2 separate regions of the Homo sapiens genome follow, and region 1 is linked to region 2. The links are chromatin loops, found by intact Hi-C in ENCODE. Cell type or tissue: heart right ventricle. All regions are shown on one strand. Each heading gives the region's core, and the rest is flanking DNA. Links, peaks and the distances in the headings are about the cores only.

Region 1 (16,631 bases), core at 4,749-12,748, 290 kb after region 2:
AACACTTTTACATAATTTAGAAGCCACCTTGGACTCCTAAGGTGCCCTCATTATTTTTTTACGGCTGCATGGTATTGAATTGTGTGGATGTGCTGTGATTCATTTAGCCCCTATTGATGGCTACTGGGGTTGTGTCTAGTCTTTTATTGTAAAACCACAATAAATAACATCATACATAATATGTTTTGTTGATTCTGAGATGTACTTTTTCACATTTTAACAAATCTTTTATATTGAAGTATAACTTGTAGTTGATGGCTTGTCATAGTTTAATTAATTTCATAGTGGTACATGAAATAATTCTGTGTCTTACCATTGATGGAGCATCATTTTATATATATATATGTAGGTACCACTGGGATAGGTTTTCCCAGCAGAGAAATTGCTGGGTCAGGGTAAATACATCTGTAGTTTCTGTAGATAGACAAAATGCATTTTAATCTCATGTAGCCATAAACATACATCTTAAGTGGTCATTTTAGTCATTTTATCCTAAATTATTCCTACTGAACCATAAAGGGATATCCTCCTTGATTTTTTTTTCATTATGTGATGATCATTAAATATTTATTAAGTGCTAGGCTGGGCACAGTGGCTCACGCCTGTAATCCCAGCAATTTGGAAGGCTGAGGTGGGAGGATCACTTGAGCCTAGGAGTTTGTGGCTAGTCTGGGTTGAACATAGTGAGACCCCATCTTTAAAAAAAAAAATTATTGAGTGGCTTTCATACCAAAGCCAGAGGTGGTGAGTTCTTAGGTAGTGGCCTTTTAAAATGTATAATTGTATCTATACCTTCCCCTAGTGTTAACTTGGAAATGATGAAAGATCTTTTCTTCATTATTTTAATGATCATTATGAATATGTCATTTCTGGTGTTGGAGTTTCAGGGTATATGTTTTGGTGGAAGGTTATAGGCTGAGATGCCTTTGGAATAAAATCAGTTACTTTCTCAAGTTTTTTTTTTTTTTTCTCTCCCCTTTCCCTTAGGTCAAAATGTGGAGAAAGAGATGAATTATCCCCAAAGAGAATTAAAGTGGAGGTATGGTCATATGTTACATTTTCTTATGCTGATAATGTTTGCTTTTGTTTTAAGATCAAGCAAAATCTTAACTAGTTCAGACAAAAAAGATGGTCCCATAAACTAGTGAAAAATGGCTTTCAATAAATCTTTTAAAAATATAGAATTTTGTTACCTTGAAATACAATATTTACAGTAATTTGAATTAGCAGACCAAGGAAAATTTTTTTAAACTTTTTTTTCATGTAGAGATGTGGTCTCGCTATGTTGCCCAGGCTGGTCTTGCACTCAAACTCCTGGGCTCAAGTGATCCTCCCTCCTTGGCCTCCCAAAATTCTGGGATTACAGGTGTGAACCACCATGCCTAGTCCCAGGAAATTCTTAAAAGAAAACTGTGGTGACTAGTCCAGTCAATTTATCAAAGGTTGATTTGCAATCGGTGTTTCTTACAGATTTAAAACTTCACGGGTTAAACCATTCCTTTCATAGTTGTATTTACATCATTAGTCATCAAATACAGAGGAGCTAACTTTTCGTTTCTTTATATTAACTATCTAAGGGAAATGATAATTTAGTAGCTATAAATTACAGAGACTTTACTGTAACTAAAGCCTCTTTTAGAGTGTCACGGTTGAGGCTGCTCTTTTGATTTTAGATTTGCAAGTGGTAAGGTGGGAGTTAAGAAAAACATACTTAGGACTCTCCGAACTATAGAATGGTTTCAGAACTATTGTTTCTTACAAATACTTTTTAAAAAGTCTAGTTTGCAGCAGAGTGGAAATCTGGTCAGGTGGCTCCTTCCTTTCTTTTTGTTTTAGGCAGGGGATGGAGGTCAGTGTTCTCTTAGCCATCCTATTATTTAATTTCAAGTTAAAGCAAATAATCTATGCTTGACCACCCTAAATTTCTGTCATCAGTTATATCTACAGAGTATCTATATGGCAGTAATCCTTTATTCATATCAAAGCCAGAGTTATCTTATAAAAACATAAATCCCTTTCTTGCTTAACTCCTTTCAGTGGCTTTCTACTGTACCTGGAATAAAATCTAAACTTTTTTTTTAAAGGATCTAAGACCCCACATGATCTGACTGCAGCTTGCATCTCCTACCTTGTCTGCTGCCACACTCTCCATTCTTACTGTGTTCCAGCCGCACTGACTGACTTTCTGTTCCTGAACATGCCAAACTCATTTATGCCTCAACACTCACTGTTTTCCCCCTACCTAGACTTCTGTTTCTTTAGATGGCTTCAAGTCACAGCCGAGTTTCCCCTGACTTCCCTGCCTCCCTTTCTAAAGGGGCACCCTCTCCCCAAAATCACACTCAGGCTTATTCTCCTGGTTTGTTTTCATAGCATTCGCCAGTATTTGAAACTGTTAGTTACTTGTTTTAAATTTATTATCAGTCTGCCCCATTAGATGAGAATAGGTCTCTTATCTGTGAATCTGCTGCTGTATACTTAGAGTTTGTAACAGCCTTGCACCTAATAGGCACTTAATAAAATCTATAGAATGAAATAATGAATGGCTGCAGATAAGCATCTTTGACTTATAAACACTTTATCTGAAAGCAGTGGTTCTCAAGGAAGAGAAGTATTTTGTCAAAAACAAAAAGCCACATTAAAAAAAGAAATGTGGGCTGGGTATGGTGGCTCACACCTATAATCCCAACACTTCGGGAGGCCAAGACAGAAGGATTGCTTGAGCTCAGGAGGTCGAGACCAGCCTGGGCAACATGGGGAGACCCTGTCTCTACCCCCAAAAAAGTACTTATATTTGTAACCTACCTCACTGTTAGCTCTGGAATAATGTTTAAGATGGTTAACTCAGAAAATGTTGAAATTATCTAAAAGGCTACATTGAAAGATGATATAACTAGTGAGATGTTTTATCTCTTGCTCCCCCAGATAACAGGTAACAGAGGGTCCTTGTGGATTTGGCTGTTAATGACTCACTGCCACTGAAAGGGAAAGGCAGGTGAACATAGAAACTGCTAAGAAGGCATGTGCCATTGGAGGATTGAGAGGAAAGAAAGCACAGAAACTACCCAGGGGCCAAAAAATTAGTTGCTAGGCTAGAAATATGTCTCTATCTATTTCTCACCATTGGCCCTAAGTGTGATCATGATTCAGGCTGCTCACATTTAAGCCACACTTGTCTAGCTTTAGAGGTCACTAAATATTGAAATTTGTGATCATGAATCTCATGGACTGTTTGAGCTGCAGTTGTTTCTTGATGAGTTTTATTGGTAAGTCTTTCTGACCCTCTCAGAGGCCTTGTATTTCATTACAGTGCTTTCAGTTTCTTATTAGAAGCACAAAGTGTTGGGCTGTAACATTAGATATGACCTTTCTGTTCCTTTAAATATACTCCACTAGAGATACTTGAGTTATAGTTCTATACGGTTAGTTTATTGGTTTACTGGAGGTCACAAAGCCACTTGAACAGCTCTGGATTCAAAATTAAGATAATCAGTGTTACTTTTCCCTGTGAATAACTCTTCTAACCCTTCCTAAATAAGACAAGCGACAATCGGCCCCAGGCTTCTTTAAATGCTTTTATAGACACTAGACTTTTGATTTTGTTTCCCAGAAATAAGTAGTAACTACACCTTTGAATTTAGGACAGTGGCTCACTTTTTTGTTGTTGGTTTGTTTTTAATTTTGTTCTGTTCCTCTTTCTTAAAAAGCACTTGTGTATTGCAGGTCATCAGTATCTCTTGAACGTGTGTGTGTCTTGTGTGTATGTATACCTACACATGTAGATGGTGTAATCCTTTGCAAAATATATAGTATTGGTATGAATCCTTGTCTGTGCTGTACTATAAGTCAAATTTGAGATACCAGAACTATTTCCGGAAGCTGTTATGAGGTAGATAGTACTGGCTGTATAAAGTTACCACTCCCTTAAAACTTTTCACCAAGTACTGGTGCTTTATGTCTACCTTCTATATGGCTTCTGGGGAGAGGGAGAATTTCTGGTATGAGAAGAGATCAGGGGAGACTATTGGGAAGGTGTAATTTGAGCTGGGTTTTTAAAAGAAGGGTAGAATTTCAAAAGGTAGCGATGTGGGGAGGGGATTGGGGTGGCATTATAAAGATAGACTAGCATGGGCAAAGACAGAGGTAAGAAAATACTAAGCATGTTCAGAGAACAATAAGTTTGTCTAGGGAATGTGATTGACACAAAGGACCTCATAAATAAAACTAGAAAGAATTTAGAATTCTTTTAACATACTTTTTCTCTTATTTCATTTGAGTCTTTCTCTTGTGATTCTCAGCTTGTTATTTTCTATTTAAAGAAAGTAATATACAAGACTGAGCATGGTGGCTTATGACTGTAATCCCAGCACTTTGTGAGGCTGAGGCAGATGGATTGCTTGAGTCCAGGAGTTTGAGACCAGCCTGGGCAACATGGCAAAACCCCATCCTTACAAAAATTAGCCAGGCATGATGGCATGTGCCTGTAGTCCCAGCTAATCAGGAGGCTGAGGTGGGAGAATCACTGCCCCACTGCACTCCAGCCCGGGCAACAGAGCACAACCTTGTCTCAAACAAAGGAAAAAAAGTTTTTAAGTAACGTACAAATAAACTTAAGCTTAGCCCATTTTATAGTGTAACAGATTTCTAATTACAAGGCCCAAACTAATGAGACAAGTTTTTCTCTTTTTTCAAATCTTTAAGTGTTCTAAAATCCTTTATAACAATAAGCATATGTGCCACATTGCTGGCTTTTTCCATCTTAAAAACATAATTTTTACAGGGAACAAAAAGAAATGTAATGTTGAGCAGATAAAATAAAATAACATCAAAATAATTTGACATGTAAAGGAAAGAGAAACATTTTTTTGCTTGTCATTATTAATGCATTAGGGTACACTAATACAAGTAGTGCTGTGTTCAAGCTCAGTAAGATCTTTCGTTCCTAAATACTGTGTTTTCCTGATCTATACATGAAGGCTTGGGTGGAATGAAGTTATAATTCATTGACTTGTCTGATTTTTCTACCTGGAAAGCTCTTATTTATGTAGTAGGTTGTTCCCCCTTAAAGGATAGTTACTTATTTGATTTAAAAAAAAAATAGCAGTATACACATTGCATAGAAGTAATCAAGATAATCTGTTGTCCTTAAATAGTGTTCCTCCTTACAGGGTATGTTAAACATTAAAAAACAGATTTTGAACTTTAATTCCTAGAATATATGAGATGGACATGGAGAAAAAGATCGCCTGCTAGCTTAGGTGTGCCTTAAGGAACCTACCATTTGGAATGAAATCTCTAGGGAAACGTTTCTTCAGCTAGTTAGTAAGTGAGGTTGGAATCCTTCTGCTTAGACGGAATGAATAACATGTCCACTGGAACACAGCCCTCTGTGAGTCCACTTTCAGCTGAAATGAAAATAGATTTTGTTTATTCTTACTTATCTTTTGAATTAGATCTAATTAAATCTTCTCATTCTGGGGCAATTGTAAAAATCGCTACTTTGTATTGCTTTTATTTTGTGTCAGTCCCTACTAGACATTTGGAATTCATTATCACAAACATTCTTGTCTAACCTATGTGGAGGCTTTATGATTTCCATTTTACAGCCAAGGAGAGACCCAGACAGGCTCAGTATCTTCACCTGTGTTGCCAAACTGCTATCCAGTAGCAGAGCCGGGGCTTCCTATCTATGTCTGATTCCTGAATGTCAAAGCAGTACCACCTTCCTAGGTGCTAATGATTATTCACAAAGCATCTTACCTGTGAAAAAAACACTATTGGGGTTATACCTTTCCTCCTAGTACCGTGTGAAGGGCGAAATGTGTGCAGGACTGGTAGTCTTTGAAAAGGGTGGATGGTGGCAGTTATTATTTTCTAATCCAAGAAATGTTATGTAGTAAACAGTTACAAGTTTTGAGTAGAAAATTTAACAATGTAAATTACAAAATATTTAAATATAAGAAATTTTCATTTGATATGCTGATTGTTTATGAGTAAAAACCTTGTGTTGGGAAGATACACAGAGTAAATCAGAAAAATTAGTTTGATTTCCTTATGTCCTACCTATGAAAGAACATATTTAAGGTGGCTTGACAGCTCATTCAAGGGGATGAAAAATCAAGAGCCAAAGTCCCTGGCTCTCTTGTCTTCTCCTAAATTTTTTTAAATGTTAGTTAAAAGTGAATTCAATTGGTAACCTTTCTTTTTCATTAAGAACACATTCAGTTCCATGAACAAATTTGTTATTAACTCCAATGTTATAAGTAACATCTTAGAAGGGAGGAAGGATATATAAAGCTACAGTCTCAGACCTGGTGATGGCAGCTGACTAACTGGACTGAGTGCTATTTCTCATTTGAGTTTTCTTCATTCGCTGAAATTGCTGGAGACTGGGCAGAGATGGGAAATGACAGCATTCTTGACCCTGTGGGAGTCAGAGGTGCAAAGCATTCAGAGATAAGTGGATGAAAGAAATGAGGTTTGTTAATAGAGCCCAGGAAGTCAGAGAACTGGGGCTTGAAGAAGAAAGACCTAAAGGAAACATCTGCTAGCAGTTCCAGCAAGGTGGGGGTGGGAGAGCAAGGAAGGGGGAGGAAAGAGGTTCAGAATATCCACCTACGCTGCTACTAAGCTTGTTGAAAAGAAAGCTGGTCTAATTTGACGTAGACTCTTCCCCTCTGGATCAGAAAAAACAGAAGCATTACAATATGCTATTCATACAGAAAGTGTGATTAGAAAAAAGGAAAATGCACATGTGGGGTTGAGAACATCTGCTGTAACAAGTCATCTAGAGACAGCTAAGCAGTGGCTTTAAAGCAGCTTGCTAGTGTTCGGCAGAAAGGATGAGGAGGCATGGGGATGGAGACCAATGGGATGAGAGTAATTAGGTCATGCACCAGCCTCCGTCCCATAGCTTTTATTTTCTCAGTGATCAGACCCAGAGTCTCGTCAGCAAGGAAACACTGTGATTAATGGCATCAGCCAAAAATATGACATGGAGATAGATTGCTCATAGTATGGTGCAGCTAGCTGGTGCCTGGGAAACAAGCTTACGAGACATAACGAAATTGTGCACCACACATAATGTGAAAGAGACCAGTTTCTTGGGAATGTTCTTACTTTTATTTCTAAGTCATATATTTTGGGGACCTTAAATCTACTTTATGTGACATGCAGTGATAGCTACTCGATTTTGTAGTTTTTCCATCCACAGTGAACTGTCAAGACTGTAGGAGTAAATAATGACTAATGTGCTCAGTTGCAGAGAGATCACTGATTACTTTGGATAATTGTTATTTATTACTTATTTTAGGCTTTTATTTATCTTTATTAATGGTGGAATAGTGTCCATTTTCTAGCAACTTTCACATGTAGAGTTTGAGGTTCCCCCATCCAGCTTTTTCAGTATTCTCATGGTTGAATAATCCTGACTTTAGTGCCACCAGGTATTTGTATGGCAATGTGTACTTTTCCAAGGTTCACTTATTTGCGTTACTTTATTTAATCCCCACAAACTTCCAGTGGGCAGATACACAGGTGGTGTAATCCTAATTTAAAAATTTGGATCACTGGAAATAATGAGGTTTACTTTTTTGCCTGAGATCACACAGCTGGTTCCTAATGTGAAATGCCTAGATCATACCTTTCTCCTGCAAGTTCTTCCAGAAACAGTATTGAGGCATTGGGGCTCATGGGGATTCTGATTGGTGCACTCCACTCAGATTCTGCTGATGAACTGATAACCCTCTAATCTGGGTCTCCAGCCTTGATTTTACCCCAAGCTCCAAACTCACTGCCCCTGCTTACCTGGCTTATCTACACACGGAGGTCTCACTAGCAAATGAGCTCAACCGAATTCATCAGTGTTCTGGCCCCTCCCAGACCTCGTGATCTTGAGTTCCTTATTCTAGAGAATGTCATAACCAAACTCTCAGTTGCCTTATTTCTGCGGCACCTGCCACTGTCCAGGGCTGGGCCTTCACCAGCAGCCCTCTAACCAGTGTCCCTGTCACCACCCTGAACTCCCCTCCTCCGCGTACATTCTCCCCATCACATTCACATGTGATGGGCTTTCTGAAATGCAAATCCGATCAGTCTCTTCCCTGAGACTTTCAATGGCTTCTCTTTGTATTTAAGATAAGATCTAAAATTCTTAACATAGCTTACAAGGGCTTACAGAATCTGGCCCTGTGTTTCCACCTTCCCTCACCACTCCCTCTTTTTCAGTGTATATTGAATATTTTCCGGCTTCCCAGAGTGTGCCCTGTTCTTTTTGCCTCCAGGCATCTGTACCAGCTGCTTTCTTTTGGAACTCTCAGCCTAGACACCCTGGCCTCTGGGATGCCTGCTCTGCCACAGCGCCCTCTGCTGTGCTCTGGGTCTCCGTCCATTTCCCTCCCTGGACTGTGTTGTCAGGAGCGCCTGAGGCATGGCCATCTTGTTTGACGTTGTATTCCCATATTGAGTACAGTGTATGAATCAGCTGGGTGGATGCGACATTTTTGTTGAATGTATAAACACATGTTTCTAGATTTCCAGTGTTCTTTTCACTGAGATAGTTCCCCACGAATGTGCTTAATATTCTCTGGTTGATTTTAGTATTAAATGTTGAGTTCTTCCTTCTCTAAGATGTCTGTACTTTGTAATTGTCCATAAAATTTCTCTTTTTTCCCCAGTATGATGCTTTACTCTGATTAAATCTGGTGGCTTTTTGGATGAACTTAACAGATATCAGTAACAAACATTTATCAAGTAATTCCTATGGGCCAGGCACTGTGTTAAGTATTTTTCATGAATTTTCTGCTTCCTTAAAATGATTCTGCAAGTTAAGTACTATTGTTATCCCCATTTTATAGATGAGAAAATAGACACAGAGAGATGAAATAATCTACCCAGTATCACAGCAAATAAGTAGTAGAGTTGGGTTTTGAACTCTGCAAGTCATATAGTTAAAGCCCGTCCAGCTTATGAAAAACAGAGCTATAATTTCTGTTTATAGAAATGCCTGTGTTTTTGTGAGTTTCATAAAGGTAGTAACTCTGAATTTATGGACTGAGCATAGGCTTTGAAGCTAGCGTTGTAGCTGTAAAAAAAAGGAAACCCAGTCTTGTCTGTGATGAAGATTAAATGAAATAATGAACATAAAATATAGAACATAGGGACTGGTATATTGTAGACCCCTGGAAAATGATAACCGCTTATATTGAAGTTGTTCTAACTCTTCTACTAGCTTACCTCACTGAACTTGAGAACTTAAGCAGTTCCAGTGGGGTGGGGGTTTGCTAAAGAGAAAGTTGGATTTTTCAGTCTAAATAGAAAACTTATTTATAAGAAAACTGGAATGGCTAAGAAAAAGGGAACTTTGGATTTAGCTTGGACTGTATACACTTATATGAAGTTCATTTTAGCTTATTTTATGATTATGTTCCATACACATCTGTGAGCCAACATGGAAACCTAGAAGAGTGGCTATTTTCAACACTTCAAAAGTGCTAATTACATACTGGCCCATGATAAAGCTACATAGGACCATCTTAAGACGTTAAGTTTATTAGCTCTTGGCTCTATATCATGTCTTTGAATTTTAAAAATAGCAAATTAGTTATTACTTGGGGAATGTATTTTGATAGATAAAATATTTGAAAGAAATCTGCAGTGGAGAAATAATTTATTGAAAAGACCCTGATGGGGGAAAATTTTTGAACCACTATCTTATATCCCAAATAAGGTAAAATATTTTGTTATTATTACATTATTCCATCTTTTTCTGCTGTGTATTGTAAGAACTTTGGTTTTTAAGGATTTGCCCTCTGCTGCAAATATATAGCTTATCAAAGAAGGGGAGAAATAATGTTTTGGAGTTTAATTGTAAATGCTAATTTCTGTGAGGAGTCCTTTAGGAGGTTTCACTAAAGTTACTAAAACCATGCTGTCATGATATTTTGTAGTTATAATGATCATGAGCAATAAACAGTCAAAAAAAGAAAACCTTGAAAAAAGTAGGTGGAATACCAAGTATAAAATGGAAGTAATTTAAGTTGAAGTTTTATCCAGTGCCCCCAGATAGGCCCTATTTATTATGGGAATTTAGTATGTATTGATATACTTACTTATTTAGTAATTATTACATGCTGAAGGCATTATCTCACTTGCTTTATCTCATTTGGTCCTCACAACAATCCTAATAGATAGGTTCTCCTATCCTCAATTTTCCTGTGAGGAAACTGAAGTTCAGAAAGGTTAAGTTACTCATCCGGTGGTCACATAGCTAGTGAGTGGTGACAGGCCTTTCGAATTCCAAAGCTCCATTTCCTGTCATAGGTTATGATAAAGGTGAAATCGCAAGCCAACATGAAGGAATCCTTGAGCAATTCAGGTTGGGATTATCGGTTAGCACTTTAAAGAACATTTAGTTTGGATCGTTAGCCACATTTCATGTAACAAAATTAATTTCAGATAGGTCAGAGGGTTAAATTTAAAAAACAAATCAAACTTTTAGAAAAATTAGAGGGTAGATTTAAGTACTGAACCAAATTTCTGAAGCAGAATTTCTCTAAACTTTATAGCAACAGTTGAAATCACAAAATAAAAGTATGTACAACTATAGCATATAAAACAGGCATATAAAAATTAAATGATTTTTGAGTATCAAAAGTATAGATAAATTGGCATAAATTAAGAAAACAAGAATTCTTAGTGCTGACAAGGAAATTGTCATGTATTGCTTGTGGTATGATAAACTAGTAAAGGCCCTCTATAGGTTTAGCGAAAGTACATAAGGCACAAAAATATCATCTCTGCAGTAATTCTGCTTCTGGGAATCTTTTGTAGTAGATAATCTAAGCTATCGAAAATGCTATCTCCATGAAAATATTTTTGCAGTGTTTTTCATAAAACCAAAAATTAGGAAAAGAATAAAAAATGTCCAATGCGAGGATAGTGGCTAATCAAACCCCCCACTAGGTTAAATGTTTTTTATGTGTTTTGTTTTTGTTTTTGTTTTTTTGAGACAGAATCTCACTTTATCACCCTTTGTCACCCAGGCTGGAGTGCAGTGGTGCAGTCTCGGCTCACTGCAACCTCCGCCTCCTGGGTTCAAGCGATTCTCATGCTTCAGCCTCCCAAGTAGCTGCCCAGCCTCCCTAGTAGCTGTGATTTCTGGCGTGTGCTACCACTCCCAGCTAATTTTTTTTTTTTTTTTTTTTTTTTTTTTAGTAGAGATGGGGCTTTACCATATTGGACAGGCTGGTCTCGAACTCCTGACCTCAGGTGATCTGCCCACCTTGGCCTCCCAAAGTGCTGGGATTACAGGCGTGAGCCACTGCACCCAGCCTAGGTGAAATGTTATATAACCGTTATTATCAATGATCATAAAGCCTTCTTTCCAGTGTAAAACAATAGGAATGATGACATTTTTCATCTTATTTATGTTTCTACTGAGGTTACAGCTGTAGAAAATAATGTATGTTTCATAAAAGGCTGAAATGAAATATTTTATAACCATTAAAATCTTAATCATGATTATTCAGGTAGTGAGATTAAGAGTTTGCTTTATTTTCAAGTTTTTGATAATATTTTATTATTTACAAACTCTAAATATAAAGGACTTCTTATTTGACCCACAGGATGGGTTTCCAGATTTCCAGGATTCTGTGCAAACACTCTTCCAGCAGGCTAGAGCTAAGAGTGAAGAACTTGCAGCTCTTAGTTCACAGGTAACATAAACTCCCAGTTATTACTCCATGATAGTATCTGAAGGTTAAAAAATAAATGACTACTTCAACTAGCTTCAGTTTTAAGTATCTGAGGCCTGACTTTTTATTTCCGTTTGTTTTTTAAAACGTCATCTGAGCCACAGCTGTATCAACATGAGAGCAATAACAACTTGGTTTGATTCAGTTTATGAACGGAATCTGATATGGTGCTACTTATTTATTCTTGTAGTTTTGTAGGAAGTGAGACAGATTCTCTGCTCAAGAAAACTTAAACAGTTTGATAATCAGGAAAACCAGCCATGTTGACCATGGCTGTGTGTAATGCAACTCTGAGATAAAATAATACTAGTTCTCAATAAAATATTAATAGTCAACATTGTAATTATTGTTAAATCTTTTAAATTCATATTTATTGAAAAACTATTAAATGAATATGTGGCTTCAGGTGCTTTTGCCATTAAGTTATTTAATTTTGTCTGTATACTGAAATTAAAATTTTAAAATGCTTTCTGCAAACATCATCTTTTAGAAAGCACTGTAAACTTTTATTCCTATTGAACAGCTTCTTTGTAATAAGTTGCTTTTGATCAAATTTAGTACTGCTAAGTTTTGTTTTTTTCATGTTAGGATGAAAAATACATTTTTTACCTCAGATATGCTTATTTAAATTTTGTCAATTTAGTAACAAGTTCAAATGAAATGAAGTTGTAGTTACTTTTGATTTGGTTTATATGCACTCAGAAAAATAGTGTGTTTATCATGTTTATTCTGTGAATTAATATATTTTACCTACTGATTTTTACATTGTGAATCAGGGCATTTTGTAACCAATTTTATATAGCAGCTTTCTTGTCCTACTCTCTTATATAGCATGGTAGTGATTCATATCTGTGCATTTTGACTATTATCTCCTTGGCAAAATACCACAAATACACTGCTCTGAATATCACATATAAGTAATTTAGAGCAGTGCATTGAAAAGGAACTTATAAAACACATACAGAGATAAATTTATATGTCAGTTGACTAATTGTATATTTAAAATATGCCTTTTTATGATTGGTTGGGAAATACTGCAGTTTCATTTCATGATGAAGGTAAAGATGCTTATTGGCACTGATGTTTTTCTGCATAATTTACATTGTTTAATTTTAGTGGGAAGTGTATTTGTCTTGTTCTTCTAGACAGCCGTTTTACACCTTTTCTCCCCCAAACATATTGTCATCATATCAGAGTCTGTGTACTGCCAGATCCTAAAATAAAAATGCCAAGATTTCGCCCCAAGTGTTAGAAGTAGTTTATAGCAGATGTTGCTGTTGCTTTTAGATTTCTGTTTTAAAAAATCCTTTAAAGGACTTAGTACCTTGGAAAACAAAGCTAAGGTTATGTTGCTTTTGAGCTGACATGGAATTCTCTTGAAAGAATTGAGAAGAAAGCTTTTATCTTTTGTACAATATCCAGCCTTTTATGTTTTAACATGATGATATAGACATCTATGCATATTTATGGAATTTGTATACCACATGAAGTGTGAACTAATTTTAATGAATACTAAATATATTTGCTGGAGTCTGAAATTGGCATCTTTAAACCATTAAAAAATCTAGAATGTTTCAGTTACTGATTTGATTTTTGCTTTACTTACTAGCAGCCTGAAAAGGTGATGGCAAAGCAGATGGAGTTCCTTTGCAACCAAGCTGGCTATGAGAGACTGCAGCATGCCGAGAGGAGGTTGTCTGCAGGGCTTTACAGGCAGAGCTCAGAAGAGCACAGTCCTAACGGCTTGACTTCCGATAACTCAGATGGACAAGGTACATCTTTAGAATATCCTATGCCTTTAGGGCCACTATGTGCACTTCAAAGAGAAACAGAAGACAGTGGCTGATTTTTAAATTATGATATTTTGTAGAGATTATTTTACAGGTTCTCTTATCAAAATTATTTTTTGAATTCTTCATTTTTCTAAAAAGATAATTTATCCTGCAAATTTTAATTTGTAAATTTTTTAATCTTTAAGCAGTTGGCACCTGAGATTGACATGTATTATTTTGTAGGGGTTGGTGGGAATGTGAGATGTCAACAGTACAGATTATTTTCCCCGAAGAAGCAGATTCCGGGAGAGATGTTTATCCTTTTTAAATGACCAAAACTTCATATTTTTTTAGACTTCAAAAACAAGTTTGTGAAATTTACAGCATTTGGTTCTTAAAAGAATATGGTGACTGCATCTAAAGTGTTATGACAGAGTACAGCTCAGGTTTAGAAAGCCATGTGATTCGTGAGTGTTTTTACCATTCTAAAAAGTACTTCATTCTTTTCACATCCTCACATAAAGAAAATCCCAAGTCATTGTTATTCACCCAACCAACAGGCATTTTATTTTTTTAGCAATTCCTATGTGCCAGGCACTCTCCTAGGCACTGAAGATGCAGCAGGGAACAAATCCCTGTTTACCTGGAGCTTACATGTAGTGGAGGGAGATGTACAGGTTATATATCCTCTAGTTTCAAATAGTAATAAGTGTTTGAAGAAAAAAAATAATTTTATAGTGCCTCCTTTTTATATATTATTGTTATACTTTTCTAGAGAGTGGTTATTATTGTAAAAAAATAAAAGGATTCCTAGGTAAGGATACCATCTTAACAAGGATTCTCCAGCCATGGACTGAAATATTACATGTGTCAACACATCAGAGTACTGGAAGAGAAGAAAGTTCTTCCTTTTAAAAATATTACAGGAACCTCTGAGTTGAGGTCTTGTTTAACTTCTCCAATTATCCTTAACAGTTAAGAAGCAAAGGCAATTATTAAAGATTTGGTGACTCTAATTTGTGACACCAGGATAATTCAGTGTGGGGTGACAATTTGCTAATGTGATGGATTTCAGTACATGACAACATGATTGGGTGTATAATTTTTTCCCATATTTGTGCTAAATCTGTTTTTTCACGGATTTTGCTGTAGTTTTTTTTTTTTAATCTTTAATTGGCTTGAAGCCTTCTGTGTCTTTCTAGTACTTGTTATTATATGATTAATGACATGCCTTGGTAAAATGGTTGTTCTAGTAAGAAAATGCCTTATAGAGGAGATGTATTATATGCCAAAACTGGAATGCTCACAGGAATTCTCAGTCTTTTGTTTAGCTCTTAAAAATATCCTGGCAGAATTGTAAACCTTGGGACTGGCATGAAATGACTTGCCATTTTCCTCTTAAATTATTATTTAAAATGTTTTTTCCAAGTCTTATTTAAATTCTTCAGTGCTCGTTGACTCTCCTCACTTTTTTCCTAAGGAGTGTTCAGGCAAAATTTATTTTTAAGAAAAACCATGGTATGTTTTTAATATTATGCATATTTCTTTTTTCTTTTCATTAGGAGAAAGACCTTTGAATCTCCGAATGCCTAATTTACAGAACAGACAACCCCATCATTTTGTGGTGGATGGGGAGCTGAGCAGACTTTACCCCAGTGAGGCAAAGTCCCACTCATCAGGTGAGAACGTGCTATATGATGAGAGGGTAACACTTGAATAAAAGCATCTTTAAATTCTGTTCTATTTCCTCCCCCATCAAAAAAAAAAAAAAAAAAAAAAAAGTCATTACTGACAGTGTTCCTACAGGTTGAGTATCCCTAACTGGAAAATTCGAAATGCTTCAGGATCCAAAATGTTTTGAGTGTCAGAATGACACTCAAAGGAAACCCGCATTAGAACATTTCAGATTTGGGATGCTGAACCTTTGGTGTAATGCAAATAGTCCAAAATCTGAAAAAGCTCAAAATCCATAGCACTTCCTGGTCCCAGGCATTTTGGATAAGGGATGCTCAATTGTCAGTTTTTCTCCCCTTGGAAGTGGTAGATTGCCATAACACTGGCTGCTCTCACTAGTCTTTTTGCAAACTTCATATTCCGAACAATGACAGGGAAAACTCATGAAAGTTGAGATTACTTTGATTAGCCATTATATGAATGGTGATGTTTATATGAAAGTTTAATAATAAATAGCTGGTTTGAGTTGTGTTACTACCTTTTTTGGCAATAACATAATATGAAATTGATGGACTACATGTTTGCTTTGACAGTGAGAAAACCTTGTGTATCAAAATCTAGACTTTTCATGCAGATGTATTTTGGAGGTGATACTCATATTTCAGAAGTAAACTGAATTCCATAAAAGGATGAGCAGCTCCTTATCATAGTTAGATATTTACATATTTTTATCCAAGTAAAGTGAGTTAGACCTAGTTAAAGCATTAGAGACCAGCACAATTTGAAAGAATCTGTTATCATTCAAGTCTTTGAGTTAAAGTAACTTTAGGAGTCACTTAATCAACGTCACTGATTTTATAGATGAGGTAGCTAAAGCCAAATAAATAGCTCCAAATTTGCATTGTAAGTCAGCGGGAAATGTAGTTTTACAAGCATTAGGATTAAACCTGACTTTACATCTGTTATCTAGATAGAATGAATTATGTATTTACTAGAAAAAAAGTGTTATCAAGAGCATTTATGTCTTTCAATTTTAGATCATACTCTTGGTAGCAGATGCTAAAAAGACGAGTTCTAAATAATGTTCTGGTACTGTGACTTTAAAGCATGCTATTGCATACTTGATTGTAGCCATTTTAATAATGTCAAAGGGAGGTTGGGAAATTGAAATTATCCTAAAAAGATGACATCCTGGTCTCATGTTTTCCATAACACAAAAAAAGTGATCTTTAAAGTTTTTTCAAAAACGAACAAAAAACGACTTTTTACCAATTTATATTCCTTAGAAGACTCTATGTAACAGGAATACTCCAATTACATTGATCATGTGTCTCATCATGGGGCATATTTACATATTTCATGGAGATATATTACATAGAGATATAATTGATCTAGGTTTTTAGGTAGAACCGAATGAAGAAATGCCTGAAAA
Region 2 (16,631 bases), core at 4,883-12,882:
TTTATTTTATTTTATTTTATTTTATTTTATTTTATTTTTTGAGACAGTGTCTCGCTCTGTTGCCCAGGCTGGAGTGCAGTGGCGTGACCTCGGCTCACTGCAACCTCTGCCTCCTGGGTTCAAGCGATTCTCATGCCTCAGCCTCCTGAGTAGCTGGGATTACAGGTACACATTAACATGCCTGGCTAATTTTTATATTTTGTAGTAGAGATAGTGTTTCGCCATGTTGGCCAGGCTGGTGTTGAACCCCTTACTTCAGGTGATCCACCTACCTCAGCCACCCAAAGTGCTGGGATTACAGGCGTGAGTCACTATGCCAGGCCTAATATGTATACTTAAAAATATATACATTCTTTATGCATTTTCACCTAAAGATACCATCTATTTCTGCAGCTTCAACTATGACTATATATTTGATCCCCAAATTTATAAAAGGAAGAAAGGAAGGAAGGCATAAATTGGAATAGGAAAAAGCCCTAATCTCTCTTTTCAACTCCAAACCCACATTTCCAACTGCCCACTGGCCATTTCCACCTCCATGTCTTGCCAGTCCATGGAACACAACAGGTCCCAAAGTAATCATCTTCCCTCTCCCCCTCACCCTGGCTCCCAGTTAGACTCCAGTATTATGGTTTTCTGATCATAGATCTCCCCTTTATATTCTTCCCTGAGGAAAAATTCTGAAGTTCTGTTCTCATGTAGGGGCTTTCTCCCTGCTCTCTCCCCATTTCCTGACTTTCAACATTTTTTCTTCATTTCAACTTCCACATCACCACTTTGGCAAGACCTCTTCTTGCCTCTGACCCATGCTAGTACACTGCTACAGTCTGAATGTATGCGTCCCTCCAAAATTCATATGTTGGAACTTAAACCCCAAAGTGACAATATTAAGAGGCAGGGTTTTTAAGAGGTTTTAAGGAGTTATGATAGCTCTGCCCTCATGAGTGGGATTAGTGCCCTCAGAAAAGGAGTCAAGGAGCCAGGTGCGGTGGCTCATGCCTGTAATCCCAGCACTTTCGGAGGCCAAAGCGGGTGGATCATTTGAGGTCAGGAGTTCGAGACTAGCTTGGCCAACCTGGTGAGACCCTGTCTCTATTAAAATACAAAAATTAGCCAGGTGTGGTGGCACGCACCTGTAATCCCAGCTATTCGGGAGGCTGAGGTAGGAGAATCGCTTGAACCCGGGAGGCAGAGGTTGCAGTGAGCCACGATCTCACCACTGCACTCCAGCCTAGGTGACACAGTGAGATTCCATCTCAAAAAAAAAAAGTCAAGGGCTCAAGGAAACCAGGTAGGCCCTTTTTGCCTTTTTGCCCTTCTATCTTCCTCCATGTGAGGATGCAGCAACAAAGCACCATCTTGGAAACAGAGCACCACCCTCACCAGACACCAAATCTACTGGTGCCTTGATCTTGAAATTCTCAGCTTCCAAAACTGTGAGAAATAAATTTTCTTTTTTGCAAATTACCTGGTGTTAGGTATTTTGTTATAGCAGCAGAAACATACTAAGACACACACACCCACTGCCAGCAGGGCTTTGAGCATCGGCAGTCGTTTAAGGAAGCCTACATTAGGGGTTCTGCTGCCGTGGATGATATATGGCTGTAGGTGGGGCACAACTCTCTGTGTTACAGTCTCTTCATTAGTAAGATAGTCACAAGAGGCCCTTCCAATGCCAACATTGTAGAACTGATTCTTAGGCCCTTGTTTCCCTAATAACTCTGGTGACTTTCTGCTAGCTCCTAGGCTTTAGCTTGGCATTCAAGGCCTTCTTCCTGCTCGACCCCATCCCCCACAAAAAAGGATTTGAAAGAATAACAGGTAGGCAGTGAAACTGCAGGCAGAGCACCAAGCTCCTGCTCTACATTCCCCTTTTCTCTGAGATCTGAAGCCCTTCGATGTTGGCTGCTCAAAGTCCCTAAACTCCAATTTCTGTCTCACCAGGCCAGTGAGGCAGCTGCAAGCAGGAGTTCTCTTTCTCTGTCTCTAAGTCCCTCAATATGAATTTGCAAATGTCTTGGGCTAGGTAAAGATTTTTTAAGCAAAATACTGAGCACTAATCATAATGAAGAAACAGGAAATAACCTTGATGATCATCGATAGAAGAATGGTTGAAATAAAATGTCTAAATATAATGCTATATTATACAGCCAATAAGAAAGAGGAGTTAGATCTAGATGCATTGGGATGAAAAGATATACATGGTATACTGTGTTGCTAAGTGAAAAAAGCAATTTATAGAAGAGTGATCCAGTTTGTAAATTTAAAAAATATTTTTAAAAATCTAAGTATATACAACAAACTACTCACAGTAATTATGCCAAAGGGAGGGCCTACAAAAGTATCTTCATTTTCTCTATTATGGTTGTTGTTTGTTTGCAATAAGCAAGAATTACTTTTATAACTAGGGAAAACAGTGATATAAAAGTTGATACAACATTTCATTTAGAAAAAAGTAACATTTGGGCTACAAGTTATATATATTCTCTGGAATATAAACTTGATGAGAGTAGAGACCTTGTCTGTTTTATATATGGCTGTGTTCCCAGCACTTAGAACAGTGTAAATCACAAAGTAGATACTTGGTAAATATTAGTTGAATTAATAATTGAGTGAATGAATATGACCAGAATTATTTGACGTGAATGTTAAGACACTGGAGAGAGTTTCCTATATCTAGTTATCTTCAAAGGAGTATTACATGTGGTATTATGCAAGAATATTTTAAGGGGGATTACTTGAATACTGATATGTACTTTCCCCCAAATAAACATTCCTGGAATATGCTTTATTTTTATTTTTATTTATTTATTTTTTTGAGATGGAGTCTCACCCTGTTGCCCAGGCTGGAGTGCAGTGGCGTGATCTCAGCTCACTGCAACCTCCGCCTCCCTAGTTCAAGCAATTCTCCTGCCTCAGCCTCCCGAGTAGCTGGGATTACAGGCATGCACCACCATGCCTGGCTAATTTTTTTTTTGTATTTTTAGTAGAGACGGGGTTTCACCATATTGGCCAGGCTGGTCTCGAACTCCTGACCTTGTGATCCACCTGCCTCAGCCTCCCAAAGTGCTGGAATTACAGGCATGAGCCACCACTCCCGGCCTGGAATATGCTTTAAACATATTTATTTATCTATTTATTTCTCTGCTGAAACTGCAATTTCCTTAATATCATGGCGTATTCTTTCTGTGCTCTGTATCACCCCATTTCAATAAGGACTGTACCAGAACTTTGGGTGCCTAATAATTAACTGAATAATTGCTCAATTATTGATATTTCATTACTTATTTATTATCAATGATAAAAAATGATGCCTTGGGGCCAGGTACAGTGGCTCATGCCTGTAATCCCAGCATTTTGGGAAGCCAGGCGGGAAGAATGCTTGATTGAGCCCAGGAGTTCAAGACCAGTCTGGGCAACATAGGGAGTCCCCGTCTCTACAAAAAATAAAAATAAAAAAATTAGCCAGGCATGGTGGCATGCAGCTGCGGTTGCAGCACTCAGGAGGCTGAGGTAAAGAAATCACTTGAGCCTGAGAGGTCGAGGCTGTAGTTAGCAGTGGCCGTGATCATGCCATCGCACTCTAGGCTGGGTGACAGAGCAAGACCCTGTCTCAAAAAAATAAAAATAAATTTTGAAAAAAATGTGTTGGTATTTAAGGATGGAAACTTTATTTCTATTTGATTTTGGCAACATTAAACTTAGTAGAGTGTCAACTTTCAATCAAGCTGAGTGAGGATGGAATATGGTTCCTTTTACATTCTCTATGTGCCATATCATAATATTTTTAATATAGGATACACAGAAAAATGTTGCTATTAACAGTCAAATTTTCAACAATAGCAACAACACAAAACTTATGTTTACCACTCAGGGCTTTTTGCTTTGAAGGGAAACTTTATTTACTGCAAAATATTTTAAAACCAAGAAGATGAAAACACTTGATTTATACAGATTATGGAGAATAGTAAAATTTTTAGCTGAAGAGACCTTTCAGATACCAATTCCCAGCTTATTTATTTTATATTACAGCCTCTCAGACCTAGAAAAGTTGAGTAATCTGTGCACAGTGAGGGGACTCAGTGCCCTCAGACTAATGGTCTCACCATGAACAGTTGTTATATTTTTAATAATAAATGTTATTTGATTTTAAGTAATCAAAGCATTTTTAATTGTTTCAGGCTTTTATGTTGATATATATTTTAAAATATCATGCAGTAAAAACATCCAAATTCTATTTGCTATTTGTACAAGTCAGTGAGTATACAAATATCTGTTTCCTTATTGTTAAATCTGCAATTATTAAGATATTGTTTTACCTACACAGCTCCTCCTGAATTATATAAGTCTACTATCATATAGCAAAATATCTAGTTTGAAGAAGGATCATTTAAGTTTAAAGTAACTCAGTAAATTCCCAGACAACCAAATGGTAAGATGAATCAAGCCATAGCTTATGGCATATAGAACATTGTTCTATGTGATTTCCTGAATGGAAAAGAAACCAGTGTATTATGCTGAATCGATAGGAAATGGTGACACTCTGGATATCACAGCAATAGGTTCTCCAGAAAGAAATAATAATAAATACATTTTAGTTTATTGCCAATATAACACTTTGAGAGGGATACAGAAAAACTAGAAAATATCTAGAGAAAGTGACCAGATAGTGAAGATTTTCTTGTTATTCCAAATGGTGTCATTTCTCCCCATCCCACACCTACAGTGTTTGTTTTAAAATAATATTTAGGAAATACTGAATTCTATATATTAATCTTGTGCCTTGCTATGTTATAGAAATCTATTAATTTTAATAATTTTTCAGTTTGGTTCTCCTGAATGTTCTAGATATATAATCAAATAGCACAAATAATTTTGTTTCTTCCTTTCCAACATGTATAATCCATATTTTATTTTCTTTGCATTGGCTAGAAGTTCTGGAAGAATGTGGAAGATGAGTTTAAGTAGGTACAGTTTTCTGGCTCCTTAACATGCACCGATTATCCTTAGTAATGAGAGCTTGTCATGAAAAATAAACTGTAACCTTATCTAGCAAGGAAGGAAAATTTCCTAATTTGCTGTATGATATCTTGGGTCCTTTGGTAGCATTCAACATGTGGCACTCCTACTGGACAGAGGTTTTCTTTTTAGAGTCAGCATCTTGCTCTGTCACCCAGGCTGAAGTGCAATGGCACGATCACGGCTCACTGCAGCTTCAAACTCCTGGGCTCAAGCAATCCTCCCACCTCAGCCTCCCAAGTTACTGGGACTACAGGTGTCAGCCTCCTCCCCTGGCATGGGTGGAGTTGTGCTTGGCTTATAAAAAAGATATGGTCCAGTCAGTAGTGACAAGGAGAAAATGGGATGATTTTACTCAAACAAAACACGAGTCAAGCCCCCCACCAGCTGTACTGAATTACAGTTGACATACCATAAACTGCACATAAAGTATACAACTTGGTAAGTTTTACCCCTGAAACAATCACCACAATCAAGGTAAGGAACATATCTATGATGCTCCAAAATTTCCTCATGCCCCTTCGTAATTTTTCTCTCTTTCCCCTCCCTACTCTACCCTGACCTCCATTCCTGGGGAACCACTGATCTGTTTTCTGTTCCTACAGATGAGTTTGCATTTTCTAGAGTTTTATAAATGGAATTATACCGGACTCTTTTTTGGGATGTAGTGGTGTCTGGCTTTCTCCACTGATGATAACTATTTTTATATTCATCTGTGTGTGTTTGTTTATTCGTTAATGCACTCATCAGTAGCTTGTTCTTTTTATTTCTGAGTATTATACTGTATGAATATACAATTTGCTTATCCATTCACATGTTGGTGGACATTTGGCTTGTTTCTAGTTTTTGGCTATTACAAATAAAGTTGCTATGTACATTCATACATGTCTTCATGTGAACATATGCCTTCATTTCTCTTGGGGATATACCTGGGAGTGGAATAGCTGGGGTAGATTTATGATTAACTTTTCAAGAAACTGCCAAATTATTTTCCAAAGTGGTAGAATCACCAGCTTTGTCTGAGGTTCCATTTGTTCCACATTCTCTTCATCACTTGGTATGCTGCTTTTTATTTACCTATTTCTTTATTCACCTATTCTTCTTCATATGTACCGGTATCTCACTGTGGTTTTGACATGTTTCCCTAATGTAGGTTTCTTACCTTTATCACTATTGACATTTTGGACCAAACAATTCTTTGTGGGGAGGGGACACTGCCAAATGTATCTCCAGACACTGCCAAATGTATCTGGCATGTAGAGGCAAAATTGTGCCCAGTTTAAAATACTGCTCTAATGACCACTGATAATGAACAACTTTTCATGTGCTTATTTGCCATCAATATGTTTTCTTTGGTAAAGTGTCTTTTTATTGCTAAGTAGTATTCTACTGTATGAATATACAATTTGCTTATCCATTCACATGTTGATGGACATTTGACTTGTTCCCAGTTTTTGGCTATTACAAATAAAGTTGCTATGTACAATCATATACGTCTTCATGTGAATTTGAAAAAATTTTGTTCATTTTTAAACAAAAGAATAAAATTTGTTGTTTGTCTTATTACTGTTGAGTTGTGAGAGTTCTTACATATTCTACATAAAAGTCATTTGTTGGATATATGTTTAAAACTAATTTCTCCCTTTTTGTGCCTTGCCTTTTCATTTTTATAACACTGTATTTTGAAAAGCAAACATTCTTAATGCTGATGAAGTCCAATGTATTGATTATTTTCTTTTCATACTTTTGTGTTTTTATATCCTATTTAAGAAAGCTTGACAAAGGTAACAAGTTTTCCCCTGTGTTTTCTTCTGGGAATCTGATGGTTTCAGCTATTATATTTAGGTCAATAATTTTTTTGCACAATTTTTTAGATAGGGGTCTTGCTATGTTGCCCAGGCTGGTCTCAAATTACAGGGCTCAAGCAATCCTCCCAGCTCAGCCTCCCAGGTAGCTGAGATTACAGGCACATGTCACTGCTCCAGCTCTCAGTTAATTTTCATATATGGCATGAGGTAAAATTGAGCTTTACTTTTTAAATAAGAATATCCATTTGTCCCAGCACTTATGTTGAAAACATTATCTTTCTCTATTGAATTGCGTTGGTAGCTCTGTTGAAAATCAATTGACCATATATATTTGTAAGTCTGATATCTGGACTCCCTGTTCTATTCCATTGATCTCTTTGATTGTCTTTATAGTAATATTACAGTATCTTGATTACTGTAGGTTATAATAAGTTTTGAATTTGGGCAGTGTATGTCCTCCAACTTTGACCTTTTTCAAAGTTTCTTTGAATATTCTAGAACATTTGAATTCCTTTTTTCTTTTTTTTGTTAGGATCTCGCTCGTCACCCAGGCTGGAGTGCAGTATAGCGATCACAGCTCACTGCAGCCTCAACCTCCCAGGTTCAAGCAATCTTCCTACCTCAGTTTCCAGAGTAGCTGGAACTACAGGTGCATGCTACCATGCCCAGCTAATTTTTAAAGTTTTTTGTGGAGACAGGGTCTCCCTATGTTGCCCAGGCTGGTCTCAAACTCCTGGACTTCAGCAGTCCTCCTGCCTCAGCCTCGTAAAGTGCTGGGATCACAAGTGTAAGCCACCACACCTAGCTGACCCTTTGAATTTCTATGTACATTTTAGCATCAGTTTGTCAATCTCTACAAATAAGCTTGCTGGGATTTTGATTGGGATTGTGTTTAATCTATAAATTGGAAAAGAAATGGCAAGCCTATAATCCCAGTACTTTGGGAGGCCGAGGTGGGCGGATCACAAGGTTAGGAGTTCGAGACTAGCCTGGCCAATATGGTGAAACCCCGTCTCTACTAAAAATACAAAAATTAGCCAGGCTTGGTGGCATGCGCCTGTAGTCCCAACTACTCAGGAGGTTGAGGCAGAAGAATCATTCGAACCTGGGAGGTGGAGGTTACAGTGAGCCGAGATTGTGCCACTGTGCTCCAGCCTGGTTGACACAGCAAGACTCCGTCTCAAAAAAAAAAAAGAAATGGCATTTTAAATAACATTTAGGCTTCTAATCGGGTAATATGATGAATCACTGCCATTTATTTAGGTTTTCTTTAATTTCTTTCAACTATAGTTTTTAGTGTACAGGTATTTTCGATACCATGTAAAATATGTTTTATAAATTTAAATTCGTGTTGTTTTTTGTCTATATAGAAAAGTACACTTGATTTTTAAATTGAATTCTGTATCTTGCAAACTTGATACTCTCACTTATTAGGTCTATTTGTTCTACAGACTTGTTTGTGGATTGTTGAGGATTTGCCACATAAACACATTATCTATGAATAAAGTTTTAGTTTCTCCTCATCTAGATGCTATTTATTTTTGCCTCATCACATGAAATAGAATCTCTAGTTCAATTTTGAAGAGACACTGGATTTTTATCAAATGTTTGTTCTATAGTATTGAGATGATAATATGATATTACCTTTTTGTTTTGTTAATATGGAAAATTACATTGATTTTTTAAGCTTCCATTCATGAGATAAACCCAGTGGATCATGATGTGTTATGCCTTTAAATATATTGCTGGATTCAACTTTGCTATAATTTGATTAAGAATTTTTACATCCGTGTGAGAGCTATTGGCCCTGACAGATTTTCTCATACTATCTTTGGTTTTGAGATCAGGGTAATGAATTCATAAATTCATTAAATTCATAAACTTCATAAATTAAGTTGGGAAGAGTTTCCTTTTCAATAATTTTCTGGAAGAATTTATACAGAAGTGGTATTATTTATTAAATGTTTGGTAGAATTTAATAAAACCTTCTGGGCTTAGAGTTTTCTTTGTGGTAGAGTTTTAAACTGCATATTCAATTTTTTAATAGACATGTGCATATTTCTATTATGTTATCTATTTCTTGTTGAGGTAGCTTTGATAGTCTGTGTCTTTGAAAGAATTTGTGTGTTACATCTAAATTGACAAATGTATTAGCTTAAAATTGTTCATATTTTCTTATTATCCTTTTAATAGGATCTGTAATGATATCTTCTCTCCCATTTTTTTGTATTAGTAATTTGTATATTCTCTATCTCCTATCCAATCTGGTTAGACACTTATCAATTTTATTGATCTTTTCAAAGAACCAGCCTCGAATTTTACTGATGTGACAAAGATCTTTTATATATAACACCAAAGCCATAACCCATAAAATAAAATTGTTAAGTTTGACTTTATAATAATTAAACAACTTTGCTCTGCCAAAGAGAATGAAAAGATGTGCAATGAACTTGGGGTAACATCTGCAAATCACATACCTGCTAGAGGACTTGTATCCAGAATACGTAAACAGCCTTCAAAACTCAACAATAAGAATATAAACAACCCCATAAAAAATGGGCAAATGATCTGAACAGACACCTTACTAAAGAAGAGACACATGTCAAATGGTGCGTGTAAAGATGCTCAACATCTTTAGTCATTACAGAAAGGCAAATTAAAAGCACAGTGACATACCACTGTACACCTATTAGAAAGACTAAACTCAAAACACTGCAAACAACAAGTATTGGTAAAGATGCAGAGGAACTGATACTGCCATGTATTGCTTGTGGGAATGAAAAATATTACAGCTACCTTGAAAACTGGCTGTTTGTTACAAACTTAAAACATATACTTATCATGTGCCCCAGCAGTCCCACTCTTAGATATTTGCTCGAGTGAATTGGAAACACTTGTTCACACAAAACCTGTATGCAGATGTTTACAGAAAGATTTTAACAACAACCAATAACTGGAAACAACCCATATATCCTTCAACCAGTGAATGGATAAAAAATATTGTTCTGTATATACAATGGAATACTGCTCAAGCAATAAAAAGGAATAAACTACTGTTTCATACAATATTAATAAACCTTAAACAGATATTGCTAAGTGAAAGAAGCCAGACCTGAGAGACTATATTTTATATGATTCCATTTATAGTGGACTCTTGAACAACACAGGTTTGAACTGTGTGGGTCCACTTACATGCAGATTTTCCTCCCCCTCTGCCACTCCTGAGGAAACATACCAACCCCTCCTCTTCCTCCTCTTCCTTAGCCTACACAACATGAAGATGATGAGGATAAAGACCATTATGATGATCCACTTCCACTTAATGAATAATAAATATATTTTCAGTTCCTTATGATTTTAACATTTTTCTTAGCTTACCGTATTATAAGAATACAATATATAATACATATACAAAATTTGTGTTAATCAATTGTTAGTGTTATCAGTAAGGCTTCCCATCAGCAGTAGCTATTAGCAGTTAAGTTTTCCAGAGGTCAAAAGTTGCATGTGGATTTGTAACTGTGTGGGGGTTGGTGTCCTTATCCCGGAGTTGCTCAAAGTTCAACTGTATTTCACTTTTAAACTGTTTATGTTTTTTTTTCCTGATCATATGAGAACTCTTGAAGGGATAAGACATGTCTATAGTTTCTATGGCATCTAGCATAGCACCTTGCATATAATAAGTAATCAAATAGTTACATTTTGGGGGAGCAAAAAGTTATACATAGATTTTTCAGCTGCAAGGGAGAAGGGAGCTGGCACCCCTCATTGCCACGTTGTTCAAGGATCAACTGTATATGACATTCTGGAAAAGGCAAACTATAGGAACAGGGTACCAATACACGGTTGCAGGATGGGGCAGGTTAACTATAAAGGAGCATAGCACAGGGAATTTTTGAGGTGATGGAACCACTTTTTAGGTTACTGTGCTGATGGATGTAAGACAGTGCATTTTCACAATCCATGGAACAATACACCAACCAGCATCACTGAATTGTATTGTATGCAAATAAAAAGTAGGAGATGAAATGCAGAACTTTGGCAAATGAATCTAATTGCTTTACAGATGAATCCAATTACATTACACATGAATGACTACATTGAAAGGTTAAGAAAGGAGCTGATCTAAGTAACTTTGGAAAACAGTGTTTTGATTGGATATTACAGAGCTAAAAAAAAATTATTCCAAAACACAGTACTCTAGTTGGCAAATTTGTTTCACACAGAGGTACTGGCGAATGACTCTGAAACTACTTGATGTGTATACTAGGTTTGAACAAATACTTATTCTGCACACAATGCAAGCCAGGTTTCTCACTGATAGAGAATAGTTACAAATAATCAAAGAGAGAATGTAAGAATAAACTCTATGATTCTGGACTGGAGTTGGAGGTATTAGCATGAAATCATGTTTTGTTTTATTTTTAATTATATATAGTTAGGAAGGTACAGAAATAAATATTGATATGTATGTATAAATAAGTTAGTATATACATACATTTTCTCCTCTGTCCACTGAATGGATCTAGAAGCAGTGATACCTCACTTAATAATGAGCACATCTAGTTCATTCCTAATAAAAAGAACCAAGGTTCTCTGGAGACACGATTGATTCCAGTGTTGTTGCAGGGCATCTTGTGATGTCAACCCTCCTTAAAAATATAAATAAATAGGCATGTAAAAAAGACACAGACATAAACAAAATGTGGTATATACATATAATGAATATTATCAGCCTTAAAAAAGAATGTAACTCTGACACATGCTGCAACATGGATGAGCCTTGAAGACATGTTGAGTGAAATAAGCCAGACACAAAAGGACAAATATTGTGTGATTCCACTTACACGAGGTACCTAAGGTAATCTTGAGACAAAGTAGAATGGTGGTTGCCAAGGGCTTGGGGGAAGAGGCAATAGGAAGTTGCTGTTTAATGAACACAGAGATTCAGTCTGGGAAGATGAAGAGGTTCTAGAGATGGAAAGTGGCGATTTTTGTGCAACACTGTGAATATACTTAGTGCTATTGAGCTATACCTTAAAAATTGCTAACGTGGGCCGGGCGCAGTGGCTCACGCCTGTAATCCCAGCACTTTGGGGGGCTGAGGCGGGTGGATCAAGAGGTCAGGAGATCGAGACCATTCTGGCTAACGCAGTGAAACACCGTCTCTACTAAAAATACAAAAATTAGCTGGGCATGGTGGCGGGCGCCTGTAGTCCCAGCTACTGGGGAGGCTGAGGCAGGAGAATGGCGTGAACCTGGAAGGCGGAGCTTGCAGTGAGCCGAGATCGCGCCACGGCACTCCACTCTGGGCGACAGAGTGAGACTCCGTCTCAAAAGGAAAAAAAAATGCTAACATGATAAATTTTATGTTATGTGTATTTTACCAAAATTTTAAAAACAGTTTTACAATGCAAGTCATATGAAGACTAATTTGCAAAGATATTTTGATGAAATCCATGGCAAAATTATCCTTTTTGTAAGTTTAAAATTCTGCTGAAATTAATAAATTAGACTCAAATTCCATCCTGAGAGAACAAAAAGGAGAGTAACCAACCTGAGTCACCATGGCAAAAGCTGGAATAATTTAAGCAAGAAAATAAAAGTATTAGATTTTAAGTCAAAGAATAAAATAAGTATTCATTACTTCATACAAATATCAAGTATTGAATAAGTAAAGAAAGAGAGAAAAGGGAAAAATTTTTCTGTGTAAGAGAATTTCAATTAACAAATATAAAAGGAATGAAGAAAATAGAAAATCTCAATTAGAATACCACAGTAATGATAGCTGCAGGCAAGAACAATCGATGAATGCTAAAATTAACAAATAAAAATTTAAGGAGAAATAACATATCTGCAGAACATCAAAAGTGTCTCCTCCTAAATATTGTTGATTATAAAGGGAAAGATAGTGACTTATCTTTGTCTGTTTGTGCTGCCTATAACAAAACACCTGAGACCAGGTAATTTATAAATAATAGAGATGTATTTCTCACAGTTTTGGAGGCTGGGAAGTCCAGGATTAAGGTACAAGCATTTGGTGTCTGGTGAGGACTGCTTTCTGCTTCCAAGATGGTGTTCTGTTGCTGTATTTTCTGGAGGGGGCAAGTGCTGCATCCTCACATGGCAGAAGGAAGGGAAGGGCAGAAAGGGATGAAAGGAGTGAACTTGCCCCCTGAGCCCTTTTATAAGGTGCTGATTCCATCCATGAGGGTGGAACCTTCATGGTCGAAGCACCTGCTGAAGGCCCCACCCCTAAAGACTGTTGTATTAGGGATTAAGTTTCAACATGAATTTTAGAAGGGACAAAAACATTCAAACAATGGCAGTGACTTTACAGCAAAGAAACTTAGTACACAGAACTTCAGTGAGGGGATTAAGATTCACATTGCAGGTAGTGGAATATATGATGAGTGTGCTCTTGATATGATCTGAGAAGGGCACATTATCTTTGTGACATTCTTCCCAAAAATATGTGGCCCTGATCTAACCATGAGAAAAAATCAGTTAACCTAAATTGAGGATCATTCTACAAGCTACCTGACCAGCATCCTTTAAAAGTATCAAGGTCATGAAAGACAAGAAAAGATTGAGGAGCTGTCACAGATGGAGGGAGACTAAAAGGACATAAATGGTATGTGGAATCCTGAATTAGATCCAGGAACAGAAAAAGGATATTGGTAGAAAGACTGGTGAAATCCAAATAGGGTTTGAATTAGGGTTTTGTTAGGGTATTGGTAGCAATGTTAATTTCTTAGATGTGATACTTGTACTATGGTAGAATGCTAACACTGGGGAAAGCTGGGTGAGAGATGTGTGGAAATTCTATGTTCTGTCCTTGCAACTTCTCTAATGAATGCTAAAATTAACGAATAAAATTTATTTTATTAATAAAATTAATAAGCATAAATTATTTTAAAATAATTTTTTAAAAAGAAAAAATACTGACAATATAAGGTGAGGGCAACTATGTGAAACAAGAGAACTGTCAACAAGAGTATAAATTCTTGCAAACACCTTGGAAATTGTTCGGTATTAACTAACAAAGGTGAAAACCTGCATATCCTATAGCTTAGCTATTACAGTTGTAGGTATATACAATAGAAATTCATACCTATGTGTACCAAAGACAAGCACAAGGATGTTCATAGCAGCATTATTTGTAAATGCCAATGAATGGAAATAATCCAAATATCCATCAATGAAAGAATAAAAGAAAATAAAGTGAAATGTTTGTATACTGAAAATGAAATAACTACATACAGCAATATAATTTTGAGCAAAAGAAATTGTAGTAGGCCATTCTTGCATTGCAATAAAGATACCTGAGGCTAAGCATGTGGCTCCTGCCTGTAATCCCACCACTCTTGGGAGACTGAGGTGGTAGTATCCCTCGAGCCCAGGAGGTCAAGACCAGCCTGGGCAACATAGTGAGACTTTGTCTCTGAAAAAAAAAAAAAAAAAAAAAAAAAAAAAAGGCTGGGCGCGATGGCTCATGCCTGTAATCCCAGCAGTTTGGGAGGCCGAGGCGGGTGGATTGCCTGGGGTCAGGAGTTCGAGACCATCCTGATTAACATGGTGAAACCCCATTTCTACCAAAAATACAAAAAATTCGCCAGGCGTGGTGGTGTGCGCCTGTAATCCCAGCTACTCGGGAGGCTGAGGCAGGAGAATCGCTTGAACCCAGGAGGCAGAGGTTGCAGTGAGCTGAGATCACGCCATGGCACTCCAGCTTGGGCAACAAGAGCGAAACTCCCTCTCAAAACAAAAAAAAATAAAAATAAAAAAAAATTACCCAGGCATGGTGGTGCACTTGTAGTCCCAGCTACCTAGGAGGCTGAGGTGTGTGGATCGCGTGAGCCTGGGAGGTCAAAGCAGCGGTGAGCCATGATTGCACCACTGCACTCCAGCCTGGGTGACAGAGCAAGACCTTGTCTCAAAAAATAATTTAAAAAATAATAAAAGAAAAGAAAAGGAATTCTGTAGACTGAGTGATTTATAAAGAAGAGGTTTAATTGGTTTACAGTTCTGAAGGCTGTATAGGGAGCATGGTGCCAGCATTTGCTCAGCTTCTGGTAAGACCTAAGAAGTTTACAGTCATGGTGGAAGGCAAAAGGGGAGCCCCAGTATCACATGGTGAGTGCAGGAACAAGGGGAGGGTGGAGGGTGGAGGTGCCATACATATTTAAACAACAGATCTTTTTTTTTTTCCAGGCTGGAGAGCAGTTGCACGCTGGGCTCACTGCAACTTCCACCTCCTGGGTTCAAACGATTCTCCTGCTTCAGCGTCCCAAGTAGCTGGGACTACAGGCATGCGCCACCATGCCCAGCTAATTTTTGTACTTTTAGTAGAGATGGTGTTTCACCATGTTGGCCAGGCTGGTCTTGAATTCCTGACCTCGTGATCCACCCACCTCAGCCTCCCAAAGTGCTGGGATTACAGGTGTGAGCCACCGTGCCTGGCCAACAACCAGATTTTGAGAGAACTCAGTATCACAAGGACAGCACCAAGTCATGAGGAATCCACCCCCATGACCCAAACACCTCCCAATAGCCCCACCTTCCACACTAGGGATTACATTTCGACATGAGATTTGGGTGGGGACATCTAAACTATACCAGAAATCAAACACAAGGCCAGGTGTGGCAGCTCACGCCTGTAATCCCAGTACTGTGGAAGGCCAAGGCAGGAGAATCATTTGAGCTCAGGAGTTCAAGACTAGTCTGGGCAACATAGCAAGACCCTGTCTCTAATTAAAAAAAAAAAAAAAGAAATCAAACACAAAAGATTTTATACTCTTTGATTCCACTTATATAAAGTTCAAAAACAGGCAAAACTACCCTGTGGGGTTAGAAATCAGAATGGTGGTTACCTTTGGGGAGAAAGAAAGAGGTAGTAATTTGTAAAGGTCACAAGGGGATCTTGTGGAGTGCTAGTAATGTTCAGTTTTTTGCAATTAGTGGTGATTACACAGTTTTTATTATATTTATTGTAACTCAGTTGTACTCTTATGATCTGTGTACTTTTTTGTATGTATGTTATACTCTAATAAAAAATTTTAAAAATTAAAATATAATTTGTTTTTTTTAAAACCACATAACTGAGATACATTTGAAGTGCCTTGCTTACTATTAGATAGGTGCAAGGCTGGAAACAGGGAAGCCACTATGGAGACAGCTGCATTAGGTCCTGAGTTGGAGTGGTGTGTATAGGGATAGGGTAGGTGAAACATAGCAATGCTGAGAGGATACAATGGGCAGAACTTAGTGTTTGATTGAAGATGATTAAAGATTTTGGACTATCTGCTTTAAGCCATAGGGACCAAATGGATTTTTCTTAGGGGAGGAGGAACACGGTAGAAGAGATATTTTTGAAAAGTTAATCTGCGTACCACTCATAGCATATGTTGCCTGCTATTATAATTATGTTAATTATAACTGATCTATTTGTAGACATGTCCCTGTTAGTAAATCACAAGCCTCTTGATGGAAGGGACCTGATTTTATACTTCTATATCCAGGGCCTAACTCTCTGCCTCACTAAAGTAGATTTATTGCCATTTAAGTACATAAATAGTAGACAATAAACACCACATAATGTGGAACTGGATTGGGAATGAACAAGAAAAAAAAATCTTAGAGAGTACATGAAGGAAATGATATTCAAATATGTATTATTAATTTTTAAAGATTGTATTAAACCATATATAGAAAGATTCTTGATTAACCTAGTGAAAAATAGCTATGTCAAAACAATAGCCAGCCTCATACTCAGTGGCAAAGCAATAGAGATATTTGTAGTAA

What was found. Peaks named below come from ENCODE experiments on the same cell type or tissue, not always from the same donor. Only the 100,000 strongest peaks of a DNase experiment are listed, where the experiment ranks them.
Region 1: it touches region 2 in a loop (2.2-fold over the local background); 19 of 110 quality-filtered maps call a loop at or near these places.

The regions. Positions count from the first base shown.
Region 1 is chr2:190,672,114-190,688,744 of GRCh38, forward strand. It overlaps NAB1 (NGFI-A binding protein 1), which reads left to right. Exons shown (of 10, transcript NM_005966.4): 6 at 988-1,039; 7 at 11,625-11,714; 8 at 13,363-13,525; 9 at 15,088-15,204. Among named protein-coding and RNA genes, the nearest start is that of NAB1, 31 kb to the left of the region's middle. RefSeq lists enhancers at 3,702-3,771, 6,625-6,674. In heart right ventricle, for the core only: a CTCF peak has its summit at 8,364 (motif pointing left); a DNase peak (open chromatin) is centred at 8,348; H3K27ac peaks cover 4,507 bases.
Region 2 is chr2:190,386,113-190,402,743 of GRCh38, forward strand. No RefSeq gene overlaps it. Among named protein-coding and RNA genes, the nearest start is that of MFSD6, 14 kb to the right of the region's middle. In heart right ventricle, for the core only: no CTCF peak of the experiment used is centred there; no DNase peak of the experiment used is centred there.